Linked DNA regions of Homo sapiens: region 1 is linked to region 2. The links are chromatin loops, found by intact Hi-C in ENCODE. Cell type or tissue: K562. All regions are shown on one strand. Each heading gives the region's core, and the rest is flanking DNA. Links, peaks and the distances in the headings are about the cores only. Region 1 has its middle 77 kb from the start of HSD17B6. Region 2 overlaps SDR9C7 (short chain dehydrogenase/reductase family 9C member 7).

What was found. A loop is a pair of places that touch in the nucleus more often than their neighbours do. Peaks named below come from ENCODE experiments on the same cell type or tissue, not always from the same donor. Only the 100,000 strongest peaks of a DNase experiment are listed, where the experiment ranks them.
Region 1: a loop joins it to region 2, with 8 times the contacts of the local background. A loop is called at or near these places in 2 of 110 quality-filtered maps.

What each region holds. Positions count from the first base shown.
Region 1 is chr12:56,837,528-56,842,906 of GRCh38, reverse strand. No RefSeq gene overlaps it. Among named protein-coding and RNA genes, the nearest start is that of HSD17B6, 77 kb to the right of the region's middle. In K562, for the core only: a CTCF peak has its summit at 2,820 (motif pointing left); a DNase peak (open chromatin) is centred at 2,826.
Region 2 is chr12:56,928,730-56,934,108 of GRCh38, reverse strand. SDR9C7 (short chain dehydrogenase/reductase family 9C member 7) reads left to right here. Exons shown (of 4, transcript NM_148897.3): 1 at 1-148; 2 at 3,625-3,883; 3 at 4,556-4,719. Among named protein-coding and RNA genes, the nearest start is that of SDR9C7, 3.0 kb to the left of the region's middle. In K562, for the core only: no CTCF peak of the experiment used is centred there; a DNase peak (open chromatin) is centred at 2,528; H3K4me3 peaks cover 213 bases.

The DNA.
Region 1 (5,379 bases), core at 155-5,154, 91 kb after region 2:
TCCCAGCTACTCGAGAGGCTGAAGCAGGAGAATTGCTTGAACCTGGGAGGTGGAGGTTGCAGTGAGTAGAGATCGTGCCACTGCACACCAGTCTGGGCAACAGAGCAAAACTCCATCTCCAAAAAAAAAGAAAAAAATTAGCCAGGGATGCTGGTGCCTGCCTGTAGTCCCAGCTACTCAGGAGGCTGAGGCATGAGAATTGCTTCAACCCAGGAGGCAGAGGCTGCAGTGAGCTGAAATTGTGCCACTGCACTCCAGCCTGGGTGACAGCGTGAGACTCTTGTCTCAAAAAAAAAAAAGAAAAAAGAGAGAAAGAAAAGAAAAAGAAAGAAAGTAAGAAAAAAAAATATCAACAGAGTAAACAGACAACCTACAGAATGGGAGAAAAGTTTTGCAAACTATGCGTCTGGCAAAGATCTAATATCTAGCACCTATAAGAAACTTAAACCAATTTACAAGGGAAAAAAAACATTAAAAAGTGGACAAAGGACATGAAAAGACACTTTTCAAAAGAAGACATAACATGTGGCCAAAAAGCATATGGAAAAAAAAGCTCGACATCACTGATCATTAGAGAAATGCAAATCAAAACCACAATGAGATACCATTTCACACCAGTCTGAATGGCTGGTATTAAAAAGTCGAAAAATAACAGATGCTGGGAAGGTTGTAGAGAAAAACACCTATACACTGTTGGGAGTGTAAATTAGTTCAACCGTTACAGAAAACAGTGTGGCAATTCCTTAAAGACCTAAAGACAGAACTACCATTCAACCCAGAAATCCCATTACTGGGTATATACCCAAAGGAATGTAAGTTACTCTATCATAAAGACACATACATGCATATGTTCATTCCAGCACTATTCACAATAGCAAAGAGATGGAATCAACCTAAATGCCCATCAATGATAGACTGGATAAAGAATGTGGTACATAAACACAATGGAATACTATGTAGCCATTCAAAAGAATGAAATCACGTCCTTTGCAGGGACATGGATGGAATTGGAGGTCATTATCCTTAGCAGACTAATGCAGGAACAGAAAACCAAATACTACATGTTCTCATTTATAAGTGGAAGCTAAATGATGAGAACACATGGATATATAGAGGGGAACAATGAACACTGGGGTCTATCAGAGGGTTGAGGGTGGGGATAGGGAGAGGATCAAGAAAAATAACTAATGGGTACTAGCCTTAATACCTGGGTGATGAAATAATCTACACAACAAACCCCATGATACACGTTTACCTATGTAACAATCCTTCACGTGTACCCCGATCTTAAAATAAATGTTAAAAAAAGAAACCTTTCTTCTTTTCTAATATAGGCATTTAGTGTTATAAATTTCTCTCTAAGCACAGCTTAGCCCCACTCCACAAACTTTAATGTACCACATTTTCATTTTCACTCAGTTGAAATATATTCTAATTTTTCTTTGTATTTCTTTTTTAATCCATGCATGTATCATTTAGCCAAATATTTTGTAATTTTCCAACTACTGGGAGATTTTTTGGATACTTTTCTGTTATTTATTCCTAATTTAATTCCATTGTGGTCAGAGAACATACTTTTTAAGGTTTAGAAGATTTTCTTTCTTTCCCAAGGTGAAGGAGAGACCCCTGCCATGGGACTCTCCCTGATAGCCCTCGTGGGCCTGTACTACCTTCTGCGCTGGTAGTGGGAGAGACAGGTGGTGAGCCTCCCTTGAGATAACTGCTTCATCATGGGCTGTGACTCGGGCTTCGGGAATCTGCTGGCAAGACAGCTGGATACGCAAAGCTTGAGGGTGCTGGCTATGTGTCTGATGGAGAAGGAGGCAGAGCAGCTGAGGGGCCAGACTTCAGACAGGCTGGAGACGGTGACCCTGGACATCACCAAGACAGAGAATATCGCTGCAGCCACCCAGGGAGTGAAGGATGCATGGGGGACAGAGTACAGTGCAGGGGATGGATGGCGGGGGCAGTGGGGGAGTCTGTCCTTCAGACAAATTGCTTTGTCCTCAATGTCTCTGGTTAGCCAGATAATGTTCCAGGTACAAAATATTAGGGGTTAGCTTAGGCATATACTGGGGATGTGTTTTCATTGCTGACAGATACATTATGAATGATGACTGTTCTTAGGACTGACAAATACAAGCATTTTTATGAGAACAGTGAATGAATGCTTGGAATCAAGATTGCTCTGAAATATTCAGGTTGTGTGGTACGTGTATATATCTGGGTAGAAGGAGGGAATGAATGAAAGATAGGGAGGTATAGATAATAAAGGTATAGAAACTGGTATAGAAAGCAAACTGCAAGAACAGTGGCCCTCAAAAATCCAGGGCATGAAAATGCTAACTTAGTAAATAAGAGGTGCTTATTCTTTTTCACTCTTATTTGGAGAAACTTACTTCACAAAAGGATTCTTAGCTGCATCCTTTAAAGCAGGAGGTAATTACACTGTCTACATTTTATTTTGCCTTACTGAGGGTGGATCACTTGTGTAAATCAGTGTTTTCCAAGCTTACTTAATCATAAGATGAGAAAGACCTGATTAATCGAGGGGGATTCTTAATAAGTTTTATTATTCAAAAAGTACCCCTAGCTGAGTCTTAGTATGAGGCAATCAAATCACATCTATATTCTGATCACTAAGGCATGGTCTGTGTTTTTCTAGGTGTTGTTTTCCTACCATCAGTTGTAAGCTAGAGTTTTTGAAGCAGCCCAGGGAATTGGCAGAAACTTTGTGAGCCTAACCAAAGACTGTAAGACAAGAGCCAAATTTCAATGATTGCTGGAGAAACTCCAAAGCAGGCCATTTGGGGCCCTCTGGTGGCTGGGGGGTACACCGAGCAGGACAGCAGGACCAGCTGCAGCTGAGTTCCAACATGCCATTTTACACATTCCCTTGACTTATCATGGCAGATCTTGACTCTCATCCTTGCATCAATGTGGCACAGGCCTCAGGGCCAGCTGGCATCCTACACAAGTCCTCTGAGGGGTGAGGGACAGAAAACCCCACAGGGAGAGGCTGAAGCCAAAAGGTCTCCTAATCAGCCTGAGGCACCAGGAATAAACTTAAGGTCCAACAAAGTCAGGTCTTTTGTCCTATTGCCATGAGGAAGACTGCATACCAGGGGACTCATGGGTTGTCTGATCAAAGGAAAAGAGAATTATTATAGGATATGGAGATGAAGCAATTTCTTGATAGACTCCAAGCAAAGCAGGGCTCTGTGAAAAGAGATCAACTCCAGGTCTGGATTACAAAATGGTCCCAAGGTCTTGTTTCATTAGAAAGCACAGTTTAGATGTGAAATGTTTCCAGCAACCCCTATCTAAAGTTCTGCACCTGGGTTATATAATGAGGCTGCTTCTGTGTCAAAGTGACTCAGGCAAGGGTGGGATATTCATTTTTATGATATAATTTTTTTAGACATGAGGTTTTGCTTTATTCCCCAAACTGGTCTCAAACTTCTTGCCTCAAGCCATCCTCCCACCTTGGCCTCCCAAAGTGCTGGGATTATAGATGTGAGTCACCATACCTGGCCTCTTACAATAGAATTTTAAACACTGAAGTGTTTGATAGTCTTTGCTTTTACAGAACAAGATTTCTCAGTGAGTAAAAAGTCTATAGTCACTCAAAGAAAGAGGTCGTTAAGACACTTTACAGTTGCAGCATGTCCTTCAAAAAACCCTTTGGCCAGCCAGAAAGATACTTTCTCTGTTCAAATTAATATTTACTTTCTCAAGGATCAGGGCAGGGCATTGAGAGGGGTGAGTGCAGGAGAGGGAGGTTGGTGAGCAGCACAAGGACTTGCCTTCTTTAGAATTCAATCTGTAGTTATCTTGCATTTCCCTCCTGCACATATCCCTTCTGCTCCAAATTTTGAAAGGAAATAGGGAATTAATATTCTCTCCCTGACCCTGGAGTCCTCCCGTCCCCGGGGCCTTGGGTCCAGGCATGACCAAAGGAAGTGAATATTTTAGCCCTGGGACTATTTCTGTTTGAGGAAAGTAAAATGTCTTCCTTTTGAGATTTGAGCAAGCAAAGCCTTCTTACAGCTCTTGACAGCAGCATAGATTTGTGGTTAAAACTCACAAGGAAACCGCTTAATCTGTTTTTCTTAGGTTTCTGATTTACTTGGCAACAAACTAAGGCCAAAAAAAGGCCGGGAAAATGGAATCCCTTCTGTCTTTGCTCCCGCCTGGCTAGCTTTCTACCCACGTGGATTACCCCCCTGGCATGCTCAAACAGCTGAAGATTCTAATGCCTCATAAATAAAACTGTGTGATAGTTTTTAATAAACAAAAACAAAATCTTTTTAAAATGTGGCTATCACTAGTTCACTGAAAATTACTTGGCTACCATTAATTTGTTTTAACATAATTACTTATCACTTTTCATCTTGCAGGATCAGGAATTTGTTTCAGGTAATGATAACTAATCTATAATTTATTTTTAAATGCCATAATGTTTAGGAACAAATTTAATCAACTAATGAGGTTGATATATTCTAATTACACTCAAATCAGTGTTTTTTATTTTGCTATTGTCCTTATAATCTGGAGAAAATAATGTTTGAGAACCAAAAGAAATTTTGTGGATCCTTGAAAATTTCCTAGACACAGAGCCTACAGTAAAGTGGCCATGCTAGAAATGCTTCTTTATTTCTCTCCTCTTCCTCTCCCTTTTATAGGAATAAAACTCAGACGAAAAAGGACCTCTGCTATCTCAGATATAAATCTGACTAACTGACTAAAGATTGAAGAGTTTCACAAAGTCATAACCCTCCTTGTTTTCAGAAATAATCCCATTACACCTTGAGGACCTAAATCCCAACTTGCTGGTACTGGCAGCTTCCTAGGTTCACCTTGCCCAACTTTTTCCTCCTCTCTGAACCTAACCCTCTTTTTAAAGGCAATTCCCTCCTTGAACACCTCCATGATGATTCTGTTACAGTAGGTAGCTAGTCAGAGGTGAGCAGGGCAGGAGAGGGCCACTCTCAGCCCCCACCACCAGGAATGTCAGGCAATAATCAGGTGATGGTCAGGCAGTTGTTGCATTGTCTCTAAAAAATAATTGGTCACAGCCAGCACCAGCGAAAGCAACCTCCCAATAGATAGAAACACCCAAACCTAGTAATTAGCAGCTTCCCAATAAGATCTCAGGATTAGGCAAGTAGGCTCAAGAATGCACCCTAAGAGGCAAAATGGCAGACAACCTTCCTCTAGGAACACTGGACTGGTAAGGGAAAAACACCTCATATGAGCGTGCCTACAACTCCAGCAAACACGCTGCACATGTGGCCTCTCCCAAGTGCTAGCAGTCCACTGTGTATGCAGAGAGCCCATCCCAAGGGAAGAATCAGGAGAGAAGGACAGCAAGATCCC
Region 2 (5,379 bases), core at 232-5,231:
GTGCTGGCTGCTTGCTTCACTGAGGAGGGATCCCAGAAACTTCAGCGGGATACCTCCTATCGGCTGCAGACCACCCTACTGGATGTCACCAAGAGCGAAAGCATCAAGGCGGCGGCCCAGTGGGTGAGGGACAAAGTGGGCGAACAAGGTGGGGCGAATTACATTCTTTGGCTTTCTTGGTTTCTCCTTCTTCCTCTTCCTCTCTCCCGAAGCATCTGACAGTATCAGAGACCCTGATGTCCAGATTGGGTGGGAGGGGTGATGTAGGGAAAGGCCCCTGCCTCAATCTGATTGGAAGCCACTGCATGGTTTGGCCTGTTCACATGAAGGGGTGATTTCCCAAGGAAGTTTTCTGTCCTGGAAACTCAGAGAAACGGGAAAGAGGTCTCAATAGGAAGCGAGGGGGGAAGATGTGTTCTGTGTGTCCAAACCTCTAAAAATGGACGTGCCTGGCTGGGCGTGGTGGCTCACGCCTATGAGCCCAGCACTTTGGAAGGCCGAAGTGGGAGGATCATGAGGTCAAGAGATCGAGACCATCCCGGCCAACATGGTGAAACCCCATCTCTACTAAAAAGTATAAAAATTACCTGGGTGTGGTGGCACGTGCCTGTAGTCCCAGCTACTCAGGAGGCTGAGGCAGGAGAATCACTTGAACCCGGGAGGCGGAGGTTGCAGTGAGCCAAGATTGCGCCACTGCACTCCAGCCTCGTGACAGAGCAAGAATCCCTCTCAAAAAGAAAAAAAAGAAAAAAAAAGGATGTGCCTCTCTGATGTTTCAGCAGTCCTAACCATCAGCTCCTGGGGAAATACAAACACATTTCTTGTTGGGATCAGGATGGGGGAGGGGGAATGAGACAGGAGGCTGGATCCCATGAGTGGGTGCAGTTTGTCTCCTTGACTATGTCAGGCAGGGGAGAAAGAGATCTGGTCTCTTCTTGACATCATGGTGGGTGTTGATTTGACTTCAGGGCAAGTATGTATGTCACAGTGGCTGCTCCTATTGGGAAAGGAAGCTGTGGACTGGGGCTGGCCCAGGACTGTGTGGGGACCTGCCTCATGCACTTCCAGCACACAGGGTGTGGGCCCAGGAACAGGAGGAACAGGATGGCTGAGTTGCAGAAGCAGCAGACTAGAGGAAGTCCTCCCTCCTAAAGGAACTAGTCTGGAGCCCATGCGCAGGTCAGGGCAACAGAGCCCTGGAGCCAGGGGGATCTAGACAGTAACTCCCTGCTTGATTCTTCTCCTTAGCACTTATCACTAGTCAATGTACAATAGATTTTACTTATTTATTGTCTGTTTCCTCTGCTAGAATAAAGCTTCCTGGGGACAAGGATTTTTGTCCCTTTTATTTACTGTACATCCTTAGTACCTAGAATAATGTCTGGCACCTAGTAAGGTACTGAATAAATAGATTTGAGTGAGCTAATTAATTAATAATTCAGCAAGAGTGAGCCTCTGTCTTCAGCAGGCTGTCTCAGCCAGTTCCCTACATTCAGCCTTGAGCCACTTGCCTTAATACCTCACTTAGCATGTGAGTTTCCTGTTGCTATTGTAACAAATAACACAACTGTGGGGTCTGAAGACAATACAAACATATTATCTTGTAGTTGTGGAGGAGTAATGTCTAAAATAGGCCTCACTGATCTAAAATCAAAGTCAGCAGAGCTGTGTTCCTTCTAGAGGCTGTAGAGGAGAATCCGTCTCATCGACTTTTCCAGCTTCCAGAGGCAGCTGGCATCCCCTGGCTCCTGGCCTGCTACCTCCATCTTCAAGGCCCGCAAGGTTGGGCCCAGTCTTTTTCACACTTTTCTCAAGCTCTCTGATTCTCCGGTTTCTGCCTCTTTCCACTTAGGACTTGTGATTATATTGGGCTCACCAGGTTAATCCAGGATAATTTCCCGTGTTAGCTTCCTCCCTAACTTTAAGGACAATTAATTAGCAACCTCCATTCCACCTGCAACCTTAATTCCCCTTTCCCATGTAATCCAGCAGATTCACAGGTTCCAGAGATAATGAGGATGGGGACATCTTTGGGGGACCATTATTTTGCCTAAGCCACTTGGCAATATCCTGGTCTAAGAAACACTGGGAACTGGGGTGGGTAGGGGGATGGGAGAGGAAGTTCTTTCATGCTTTCTCATTGCTCCTGAATGGAGAAAGGCAGGGAGACTGGGTAGGGGCATGGCTTGGGTGGGGACCCCAGCCCTAGAGGGAGGGGTGGACTAGGATTTATGTTTGTGTTGAGACCTGCCCTCAGGAGACAGTGGGATGCGCCTGCAGAGTATCTTGGGGCTGCTGAGGCTGGGGCTGTGGTGCGAATCACCAGGCAGTAGGACTTGGGGAATCCTTGCATGAAGGAGCTGGAAGGGGTCCTTGAGGAGTGTTTAGAGGGGTTTACAGTAGAACCCCAATATGTAAAACAAATGAAAGGAGAGCTTCTCCTGCATTTTCCTCCCCCTAGAAGGCTTGCAAAATACAGCCTGGAAACAACTGTTTTAGTCTAATCTGATGAAGAGCCTGAGGCCCAGAGAGGGAAGTGACTTGTTCAAGGCTGGAGGTAAAACCAGGACTGGACCTGAAGCTCTTCAACCCTGGGCCCCTGCAGAGTTGAATGACAACACTTAGCATTATTTCTTTCCATTTGTACCAACCTAATTGAAATATCTCAAGGATAGTCCTCATCACATTTTCCATAATTATTTTATTTAAATATTTTATATATTTATTTATAAATATTATTATTTCCTTCTAGGCTTGTGAGTTCCTTGAGGGATAAGATGCTGTGTTGTTCATTTTATGTCTCCTTTGCCCTGTATTTTACTTTATTTTATTTTATATCGTTTTATTTCATTTTATTTTTAGAGACAGAGTCTCACTCTGTCACCCAGGCTGGAGTGCAATGGCACCATTATAGCTCACTGTAACCTCGAACAAGGTAACCTGTAACCCGGGCTCAAGTGATTCTCCCACCTCAGCCTCCCAAGTAGCTAGAACTACAGGCACATACCACCACGCCTGACTAATTTTTTTTCTTTTTTTGTAGAGACAGGGGTCTTACTCTGTTGCTCAGGCTGGTCTCAAACTCCTGGCCTCAAGTGATCCTCCCACCTCAGCCTCTCAAAGGGTTGTGATTACAAGTGTGAGTCACTGCACCTGGCCTCCTTCACCCTGTAATTGTCACAGACTAGATAAATGCATGAATAAATGTGTGAAGATGAATGAATGAATGGATTGATTTTGGTAGTATGTGAAATGCAGTTGGTTATACTTAAGTGAATAGAGAGGGAGAAGTATGATGGGGAAGGGATCTAAACATTAATTCATTGGTATGAAAATGAAACTCTTATCCCAAAGCTGATAGCTGAAATGCTGTCACCTAACACCTCGATTGTAGCTAGTACAGAGCGCCAGCTAGCCGGCAGACTTTATGTGAATCAGGAAAAAGTGTCCCTTCAGGGAAAACGAGTTAGTAAAAGACACACCTTCCTTTTATGTTATAGCCTGACCGAGTTATGTCTTGTGCACCTGCTCAACCATCCTTGAGGGCACTGAGCCGGTGGGGAGCAGAACTTGGTTCTTTCCCAGGCCCACTGATGATTTCTGTGTGGTTCATCTCACCCCCAGGCCTCTGGGCCCTGGTGAACAATGCTGGTGTGGGCCTGCCCAGTGGTCCCAACGAATGGCTGACCAAGGATGACTTTGTGAAGGTGATTAATGTGAACCTGGTGGGACTGATCGAAGTGACCCTTCACATGCTGCCCATGGTCAAGAGAGCCCGGGGCAGGGTTGTCAACATGTCCAGCTCTGGTGGTCGTGTGGCTGTCATTGGTGGTGGCTACTGCGTCTCCAAGTTTGGCGTTGAGGCCTTCTCTGACAGCATAAGGTAACTGGGCCCTGGTACTGAACAATTCTGGGTGAAAATCCCAGAGATTAGAGAGGGTTGGGAGTGACAGCATGTGGGCAGGGGAATTCCGCAGACAGGAAGCTAACACAATAGCAGAAGGAAGGTTAGACCTCAAGGTGCTTTCTCCAAGGACCAAGAGCAGGGATGAGGAGAAGAGGTAGGGTGGAAATACAAGGCATCAGGTGGGCCTTCCCTTGAGCGGCACCAGGGTGAGTGAAACCCTGTTTGGGCCTGTGAGAGGAGGGAGAGTCCCCCAAACAGACAGACAGGCCTGGAGGCACAGGTCCCCTCTGGGAGGTCCTTAGAGGAGCGTGCAGGCCTTGTGTATATCCACACCATTCACCGTGTGGGTGTTGAGTGAGGGGTTGCTAATGGGAGGGACCTGGTGGGAGGCAAGGCTTTGGCCTAGATTCTCTATTGACTTCTTCCCGCTGGTTGTGCCTAATGCAAATTGCCCAGAGACTGTTGGGCCAGTTTTGGAAAGGGCTGAGTCCCTAAGGAAGGGCTTATTTGCACAAAGGCAATGCCAGGGCCAAGTACAGGGGTGAGAGAAGCATCTCTAGGTTCCTGAAAGACCAGCCCATCCAGAGGTGACTCTCCGTGATGATTGTCATCTTGGGGCCCAGACTGACTGCAACTCTTCTTTCCCAGGCGTGAGCTCTACTACTTTGGGGTGAAAGTCTGCATCATTGAGCCAGGGAACTATCGGACAGCCATTCTCGGCAAGGAGAACCTGGAGTCACGCATGCGAAAGCTTTGGGAGAGGCTGCCTCAGGAGACCCGGGACAGCTACGGAGAGGATTATTTCCGCATCTGTAAGTTCCTGGGGCAGGAGAGGGGTCTCTGAGGGGGGCGAGTGGGTCTTGGGGTCATTAGCTGGCTTTCCGTTTACAGATGGTGAGACAAAATGCAGAGGAGTTCAGGACCCAAGGTCACATAGTGGCACAGCTGGGGTTTGAGAATAGAGAGCAAGTGGCAGAATCATCACTTCTGGAGCAGCCCGGGGAGTTAAGGGCAATTCAGCCCACTCCTGGCACCTGCCCCCACAGCATCATGATGCAGGGGAATCAGGTGAAAATGCACTGAGATAAATACAGCAAAGAGATCAAGGGCATGGCTGCTGGAGCCGGACTGCCTGGGTTCAAATCCTGGCTCTACTACTTACCAGCTAGGAGACTTTGGACCTATTACCTAGTTTTCCCATGCCTCAGTTTTCTTATTTACAAAATGGAGCTAAAGATAGTGCCTCCCTCATGGGGTTGTTATGAGGGTTAGTATGTGTGAAGTACTTTGCACATTCTGAGTGCTTGTTAATAAAGAAGAAAATGAGCACATGGGGATTTAAAAGGGAGGGTCTCTAGGCAACTCTCTTTCTTTCCCTGAGCTGAGGGTCTCCTGTGAATCATAGGTGTTTTTGGAGGGTAGAGGTGGGACACGGCAGCTGTTTACCCTGCTGCCCCAAAACTTTCTGCCAC